Regions from separate parts of the Homo sapiens genome. Here region 1 is linked to region 2. Evidence: read pairs that join two places in POLR2A ChIA-PET (ENCODE). Cell type or tissue: PC-9. All regions are shown on one strand. Links, peaks and the distances in the headings refer to the core of each region. The heading gives the core; the rest is flanking DNA.

The links. Peaks named below come from ENCODE experiments on the same cell type or tissue, not always from the same donor. Only the 100,000 strongest peaks of a DNase experiment are listed, where the experiment ranks them.
Region 1: POLR2A ChIA-PET joins it to region 2 with 9 read pairs; 5 of 35 experiments call an interaction of 5 or more read pairs at or near these places.

The regions. Positions count from the first base shown.
Region 1 is chr6:15,191,017-15,195,406 of GRCh38, reverse strand. No RefSeq gene overlaps it. Among named protein-coding and RNA genes, the nearest start is that of JARID2-DT, 52 kb to the left of the region's middle. RefSeq lists a silencer at 1,262-1,462. In PC-9, for the core only: no CTCF peak of the experiment used is centred there; no DNase peak of the experiment used is centred there.
Region 2 is chr6:15,088,188-15,092,577 of GRCh38, reverse strand. No RefSeq gene overlaps it. Among named protein-coding and RNA genes, the nearest start is that of JARID2-DT, 150 kb to the left of the region's middle. In PC-9, for the core only: no CTCF peak of the experiment used is centred there; DNase peaks (open chromatin) are centred at 2,287 and 2,567; H3K4me3 peaks cover 1,872 bases; H3K27ac peaks cover 2,390 bases.

The DNA of each region.
Region 1 (4,390 bases), core at 234-4,233, 100 kb before region 2:
ACAAAAATTAGCCAGGCATGGTGGCTGGTGCCTGCAATCCCAGCTACTCGGGAGGCTGAGGCAGGCGAATCGCTTGAACCTGGGAGGCAGAGGTTGCAGTGAGCTGAGATCATGCTACTGCACTCCAGCCTGGGTGATAGAGCAAGACTCCGTCTCAAAGAAAAACAACAAAACACAATTAATTAATTAATTTTTTGAGACAGAGTTTTGCTCTTGTTGCCCAGGCTGGAGTGCAATGGCACAATCTCAGCTCACTGCACCCTCAGCCTCCCAGGTTCAAGCGATTCTCCTGCCTCAGCCTACTGAGTAGCTGGGATTACAGACACCTGCCACCATGCCTGACTAATTTTTGTATTTTTAGTAGAGTTGGGATTTCACCATGTTGGTCAGGCTGGTCTTGAACTCCTGACCTCAGGTGATCCACCTGCCTCCCCAAGTGCTAGGATTACAGTCATGAGCCACCGCACTTGGCCTAATTGTAATTAGGTGAGCTGGGCTTGATGGCGGATGCCTGTACTCCCCTCTACTTTGGAAGCTGAGGCAGGAGAATTGCTCGAACGTGGGAGGCAGAGATTGCAGTGGGCCAAGATCACGCCACTGCACTCCAGCCTGGGTGATAGAGCAATACTCCAGCTGAAAAAGAAAAAGAAAAAAGAAAAATTAGGCAAGCATGGTGGCGGGTACCTGTAATCCTAACCACTCACTCAGGAGGGTGAGGCTGGAGAAATGCTTGTACTCTAAAAGTGGAAGTTGTAGTGAGCTGAGATTATGCAATTGCACTCCAGCCTGGGTGACAAGAGTGAAACTCTGTCTCAAAAATTAAAAAAAGAAAGAAAGAAAGAAAAAAAATGTCAAAGGAATGCACAAAGAATAAGAATAAAAAACTAGTAATAATTATATTTATACAAATGAGTGAGAAAAATAACTTTTTTTTTTCTTTTTTGAGATGGAGTCTCACTTTGTCACCCAGGCTGGAGTGCAGGGGCGTGATCTCTGCTCACAGCAACCTCTGCCTCCTGGGTTCATGCGATTCTCCTGCCTCAGCCTCCCGAGTAGCTGGGATTCTAGGTGTGTACCACCATGCCTGGCTAATTTTTGTATTTTTAGTAGAGACGGGGTTTCTCCAGGTTGACCACACTGGTCTTGAACTCCTGAGCTCAGATGATCCACTGGGCTCGGCCTCCCAAATTGCTAGGATTACAGGTGTGAGCCACTGTGCTTGACCTCTTTTCTGAACTTTTCTATGAACCACTTCAACTCAGACTTCCTTTTATTTGTGTACATCAGCAGCTTGAGGGAGTCTCATAGGAAACACTTGGGGAAATAGTGGGGTACACTAGAACGTGCTGCTGCAGACATTGATCAAATGGATAAGGTTCCTGAGTACTATTGTGGTTCAGAGAGGGGCTGGAGTCCTAGCTTGTCCATTATCCAGCTGGCAAGTTAGTCACCTCTGAGAGCCTTAGTTTCTTCGTCTGAAAGATGGTGATCACAGCAATACCTTCATTGCAGAGTGGTTTTATAGTAAGGAATAATGATAAAATAAGTTCTATTGTTCAGCACATAGTAAATACTTATTAAGACTGTTATTTTAATTATTCAATGAGAGTAATTGTAGTAGAAATTTAAGAAGCTAATTTCCTTTTTTTTTTTTTTTTTTTTTGTGAGACAGAGTCTTGCTCTGTCGCCCGGGCTGGACTGCAGTGGCGCAATCTCGGCTCACTGTAACCTCTGCCTCCCACGTTCAAACGATTCTCTTGCCTCAGCCTCCCAAGTAACTGGGATTACAGGCATGTGCCACCATGCCCGGCTAATATTTGTATTTTTAGTACAGATGGGGTTTCGCCACGTTGGCCCAGGCTGGTCTGGAACTCCTGACCTCAGGTGATCTGCCTGCCTCAGCCTCCCAATGTTCTGGGATTACAGGCGTGAGCCACTGTGCCCAGCCTAAGAGGCTAATTTCCATCCAGAAATGTATTATTTGTTTTTTCCTTTAATTTTTTTCCCGATTAAGCAATGCATATTCACTGAGAGAAAATTTGGGAAGTACATTATTTAAGTGTAAAGAAGCATCAAAGAAAATTTTCTAAAATCCCACTATATAGAGGCAACTGCAGTTAGCCTTTTAGCATACTTTGTACCAGTTATTTTTCTATAAAAACTTTTTTTTTGGTAATTTGCATGATTAAGATTATACTGGTTATAGCCTTTTGAATTTTGCTTTTTTTGTTGTTGCTTAACATTATATCATAAACATTTTCCTATATCCTCAAAAAAAATCTTTGTTAGCATATTTTTAAATGAAATTGCTTGTTAGTCTACTGCATTGCTATAGGGTGACCAACCATTCCCACTTGCCTCAGTTGGAGAGGGTTCTTGGGATAGAGAACTTTTATTGGAAAGTCCTGTACAAACTAGGATGAATTAGTCACTCTACTTTTATAAAACCTTATAATTGGATAATTAGGTTGTTTCTATTTTTTAACCTTATAAACAGCACTAATATGAATTTTTTTTAGCAATAATGGCCTTCAAAATTGTTTTATAATAACTATTCTCCTACAAGTTCTTGAGTGAAGAGACCATATCTTTTGGCCTAGATTTTTCTTTTTGGCCTAGATTTAACCCACAGGTCCTGAAGCTCTTATGTAGATGATCAATTAAATATGGTACTAGTCAACTGGCTAACTATTTAGTGCTGTTGAAGGTTAAATTATGTTCACCCCAAAACCATGTTGATGTCTTAACTCCTGGTGCCTGCCAATTGGACCTTACTTTAAAATAAAGTAATTGCAAATGTAGTTAAGGTATGTTCAGGCCAGGTGTCGTAGCTCATGCCTGAAATTCTAGCACTTTGGGAGGCCGAGGCAGGTGGATTGCCTGAGCTCAGGAGTTGGAGACCAGACTGGGCAACATGGTGAAACCCCATCTCTACTAAAAATACAAAAATTAGCCAGGCATGGTGGCACGCACAGGTAATCCCAGCTACTTGGGAGGCTGAGGCAGGAGAATCACTTGAAACTAGGAGGCAGAGGCTGCAGTGAACTGAGATTGTGCCACTGCACTCCAGCCTGGGCGACAGAGAGAGACTCCCTTCCAAAAAACAAACAAACAAATAAATAAACAAACTAAATAAAAATAAAAAAATGCTCCTGTAGTCCCAGATACTCAGGGGGCTAAGGCATGAGAATAGCTTGAACCTGGAGGCAGAGGCTGCAGTGAGCCGAGACTGTGCCACTGCCCTTCAGCCTGGACGACAGAGCGAGACTCGGTCTCAAAACACACAAACAAACAAATAAACAAACAAAAAAAAAGCGTGGTGGTGCGTACTTGTACTCTCAGCTACTTGCAAGGCTGAGGCACAAGAATCGCTTGAACCTGGGAGGCAGAGGCTGCAGTGAGCCAAGATCACGCCACTGCATTCTAGCTTGGGCAACAGATTGAGATTCTGTCTTATAAAATAAAATAAAATAAAATAAAATAAAATAAAATAAAATAAAATAAAGCTATATTCAGATGATTTAGGGTGGACCTCCTAAATCTAATATGTGTAGTGTCCTTGTAGGAAGAGGAGAAGAGACACAGAGACGACACAGAAATAAGAGGGCCACGTGAAGCCACAGACACAGAGAGCAACGAAGCCGTGTGATGGCAGAAGCGGAGGTTGGAGTAAGCAGCTGTAATACAGGGAAAATACAGGGAAAATCTGGAATTGCCAGCAACTTCCAGAAGCTAGGAGAGAGAGTGTGGCCCTGCTGGCACCTCAGTTTGGAACTTTTGGATCCCACAACTGTGGAGAATAAGTTTCTATTGTTTGAAGCCACCCAGTGTGTGGTAGTTTGTTGTGGCAGCCCTAGGAAAGGTGTCTTTGGTGAAAATGGAAGAGTCATGCCATAAACCCAGCGTCATGCATGTGGCTGTGTGTACACAGAATGCTTCCCAATTAGTTTGTATTTTCCATTCCCTCTTTTGCTCCTAGCCTTTGTTTTAAGACGTACTTCATTTCTGCCCTCATTCTGGAAGTGGCCTTCCTTGAAATGAGGACAAAAACTAATCAAATTCTCACCGGGCACGGTGGCTCATGCCTGTAATCCCAGCACTTTGGGAGGCCGAGGCGGGTGGATCACAAGGTCAGGAGTTCAAGACCATCCCGACAAACATGGTGAAACCCCATCTCTACTAAAAATACAAGAAAATTAGCCGGGCGTTGCTGGTGCATGCCTGTAGTCCCAGCTACTCGGGAGGCTGAGGCAGGAGAATGGCGTAAAACCCAGGAGGCAGAAGTTGCAGTGAGCTGAGATCATGCCACTGCACTCCAGCCTGGGAGACAGAGTGAGACTCTGTCTCAAAAAAAAAAAAAAAAAAAACACTAATCAAATTCTCTTATCAG
Region 2 (4,390 bases), core at 185-4,184:
AGTGGGACAATATGTATGCCGGAATCTTATGAGCTTCTTCCTTCTTGAACCATGGCTGGTTTTCAACCTATAGTGATTGAAAACCTTCCTAGTGCTCTCTTTTACTTCACCAAACCTCCAACCTTCAACTCCTCTGACTTCTCCTTCTGTCCGGCTGCGCCGGCACGTGCTCCTCTTCTCCACATAGGCAGCAATTTGTGGTCTTTGTTCACAACAGATTCTCCTTCCCTGGCATCCCTGAAGACCTAAAGGCTGGAATTCCAACCTGCCCAGGGATCATTTCCTCTGGACATTTCCTAGGAATTTTCTTTTGTAAGCCCTGGAAGCATACAATATATTTTAGAAAAATTCCATTTTGTCAGGGCGTGATGGCTCACGCCTGTAATCCTAGCACTTTGGGAGGCCAAGGTGGGCAGATCACCTGAGGTCAGGCGTTTGAGACCAGCCTGACCAACATGGAGAAACCCTGTCTCTACTAAGAATACAAAATTAGCTGGGCGTAGTGGTGCACTCCTGTAATCCTAGCTACTTGGGAGGCTGAGGCAGGAAAATCACTTGAACCCGGGAGGCGGAGGTTGCGGTGAGCCAAGATCGTGCCATTGCACTCCAGCCTGGGCAACAAGAGCGAAATTCCGTCTCAAAAAAAAAAAATCCATTTCAAATGAATTACAAATTTAAAAAGAATACTTCTCTAGGCTGGGCGTGATGGCTCATGCCTGTAATCCCAGCACTTTGGGAGGCCAAGGTGGGCAGATCACCTGAGGTCAGAAGTTCAAGACCAGCTTGACCAACATGGTGAAACTCCATCTCTACTAAAAATACAAAAATTAGCTGGGCATGGTGGTGTGCGCCTGTAATCCCAGCTACTCGGAAGACTGAGGCAGGAGAATCGCTTGAACCTGGGAGGCGGAAGTTGCAGGGAGGCAGAAGTTGCAGTGAGCCAAGATTGTGCCACTGCACTCTAGCTTGGGTGACACAGCAAGATTCAGTCTCAAGTAAAAAAAGAACACTTCTCTATCATAGGCTGGGACATATTAGGCATGTCCCTTAGCTCGTCTATTCCTCCAGTTTTAAGGTGAGACAACAATATGGATCTCACAGGGTTATTGAAGGATTAAATGAGGTGGTCACCGTAGAGCTCTTCTTGTAGTATCAGGCCCCAGAAACTGCTCAAAAAACAGTATTTTATTTATTTATCTAGTTTTGAGATAGGGCCTCCTTCTTTCACCCATGCTGGAGTGCAGTGGCACGACCACAGCTCACTGTAGTCTCTGAGTTCCTGGACTCAAGTGATCCTCCTGCCTCAGCCTTCCAAGTGGCTGGGAGGACAGGTGCACGCCACCATGCCCAATTAATTTTTTCTATTTTTTGTAGAGACAGGGGTCTTACTGTGTTGCCCAGGCTGATCTCAAATTCCTGGGCTCAAGTGATCCTCCCGCCTCAGCCTTCTGAAGTGCTGGGATTACATGTGTGAACCACTGCACCTGGCCAGAGCACAGTATTTGTTATTAGTGAAGTAATATTTAATCATAGCCGGGCTTGGTGGCAGGTGCCTGTAATCACAGCTACTCGGGAGGCTGAGGCAGGATAATTGCTTGAATCCGGGAGATGGAGGTTGCAGTGAGCCGAGATCATGCCGCTGCATTCCAGCCTGGGTAACAAGAGTGAAACTCCATCTCAAAAACAACAACAACAACAAAACAAACAAAAAAACGTAAGCAGAGAAAGTAATTCAGAAGAGGAGACTGGACATTTTCTCTTGCTACAAAATACTTGGATCTAAGTATCTGAAATGATAATTTTTCATTATGTACCTCTCCCTGGAGCCTAGCTGTACGTGTCTTAAATTTGTGCTGAAGAAAGGACGCGGAAGAGTTAAACAGAGATACAATTTTTACCGTGTTTTGGAGGTTTTCCTCTTTGTTTAACATCAAAGCAGTCTGTAGTCCCTTTTGCCAGTTTATACATATTGTTGTACTCAAAGAAGGGCTGAAGGAGCTGAGCGGGCTGCTTGATTAGCTGTGACTCCCTTCCAGCCTGGCTTAAGAGACCAAATGGATTCTACCTCTTTAAGGTTTTAATGATAAGGAGGGGAATAAGAGGCTCCCTCCCTTTTCGAATGTAACTTTGTTGAGGCCCCGATAATAAATCATTTGTTCCCTCTAAATGCACTCTGGCATTCACACAGGCACACACTCTGATGGTTCCCACTTGAAATTGCTCATCAAGTGCAAATAGCTCCCAGCCTGGATGGCTGAGCTGCTCTCCAGCCTCCTCTCTCTGGAGTAAGAAGATTTCAGCTTGTGACCTGCCCTCGGGACTTGTGGGTGTACAAAGCCTGTGACCCAGGAAACAAAGTCAACGGCTCACTTTGTCCCCACCCCACCCTACCCCGTCTCCCTCCTACTAAATGCTGAATCTCACGAGAGAAGAAAACCAGCCACATAAAGGATTTGAAAGCTCAACTTGCTTTCCCACTCTGTTATCCCTGGAGTTGGCTTGGATTCACCCTGAAGCCTTCCCCCTCCCGGGGAAAGTTGCTTCACGTTGCAGCTCAGCAGGTTTGTCCAGCTACATAGGCTCCAGAAAACAAGAAGCAAGACTGGAAAGCTGGGGATGATTGTACGCCCTCGCCTGAATCTTACGTGGTTCCTCCTTCTTCCACCTGGCCAGTGCAGAGCCGTGGGTGCCACGTGGCCACTTCTGGATTGGGTTCCCCTTGGCCTGCCACCCTGTCCTTCTGCTTTCCCACTTTGCCAGCCAGAGTCAATTTGAGGACGCCAAGTTCTCCTCTCCATACAGGTGTGCAGCTGGGATAACCAATGATTAATGCATGTGTCTGGCAGGGCCTTCAGGGTAATTTGATTTGCTTGATATCTAGAGTGATCACCCCTCGTTCCATTCTCCTCCCTTTCTTTTCCTGAGTTTGTGGCAGTGTTTACCTTAGTTGGCGGTTTAAGTTGATGAATGACACTTGTTTCTGGTGTTTGTTTCTGCCCAAGTTTTAATTAAATTTTGCAAGAGGCTTCTGCAATTATGGCTCTAGGTCTCTCTCTCCCTCATCTTACCTCTGAAAAGTTATTGAGCATTCAGAACTTTTCCCAGTTTTCCTTTCTCTCCTCCTCACCGTCAAACTCCCGTGCTGATGGGCCGGCAGGAGGCCGCCATCACTGCAGCCATTACTCCTGGGTTTTATGGCCCGTGATGGCAAAAGCCACATCCTGCCCCTGACAGAATCCATTAGGCTGAGGAGGGAACAGACTCCCAGAAAGCAGAGCTTTTCTGCTGGAGGAGAGCTGTATTATGCCGTAGCTAATGGGACATTTGCAAAATAACCTTTCTAAGTAGATCCTGTAGGCACTCTCAAGGGGCTCTGATTCTATAAGGGAAGAGGTAGAAGCTGTGTTTGCTTGCTTTCCCTTTCTTGCTTTTTTGCTTTCTTGCTTTTTCTCAGTTTCTTGCTTTCTTGCTTTTTCTCTCTTTCTTGCTTTGTTGCTTTTAAGCTTTTGGAGGAGAAAGCAGCCTCTGTATGTTCCAACTGAAAGAATGCCCACACGGCTGAGACAGCAAGAGCAGTGGATTAATGGACTAGGAAATAGATGAACTAAACCAACCCTGGGTTACAATCTGCCTGCAAAGTTGAGATAACATTAGAACAAGTGTATCTGGTTCAATTTATGGTGGGACCACAGTTAGTTCCAAGAAGTAAATGGAACATGCTTCTGAGGTTGCAAAAATTGAATTGGCTAAGTTTCTTCAGGTACATTACCCACCTCCTTTTGTTTTGGTTTGCTTAACGTACTTTTAGAAAACTCATAAGAAAGGTATTCTGTATTAAAAGAGGAGAAAAACGTTTTATTCTTAAGAAAAATTTCGGCTGGGCATGGTGGCTCACGCCTGTAATCCCAGCACTTTGAGAGGCCAAGGTGGGCGATCGCCTGAGGTCAGGAGTTCGAGACCAGCCTGGCCAACGTGGCAAAGCCCTGTCTCTACTAAAAATACAAAAAATTAGCTGGGCATGGTGGTGGGCACCTGTAGTCCTGGCTACTTGGGAGGCTGGGGCAGGGAGAATCGCTTGAACCCAGGAAGTGGAGGTTGCATTGAGCTAAGATCGTGCCATTGTACTCCAGCCTGGGGACAAGAGCGAGACTCCATCTCAAAAAAAAAAAAAAAAAAAAAAAAAGAAAGAAAAATTTCAACACTGGGTGCCGTGGCTCATGCCTGTAATCCCAGCAATTTGGGAGGCCAAGGCAGGCAGATCACCTGAGGCCAGGAATTTGAGACTGGCCTGGCCAACATGGTGAAACCCTGTCTCTACTAAAAATACAAAAATTAGTCCAGTGTGGTGGTGTGCGCCTGTAGTCCCAACTACCTGGGAGGCTGAGACATG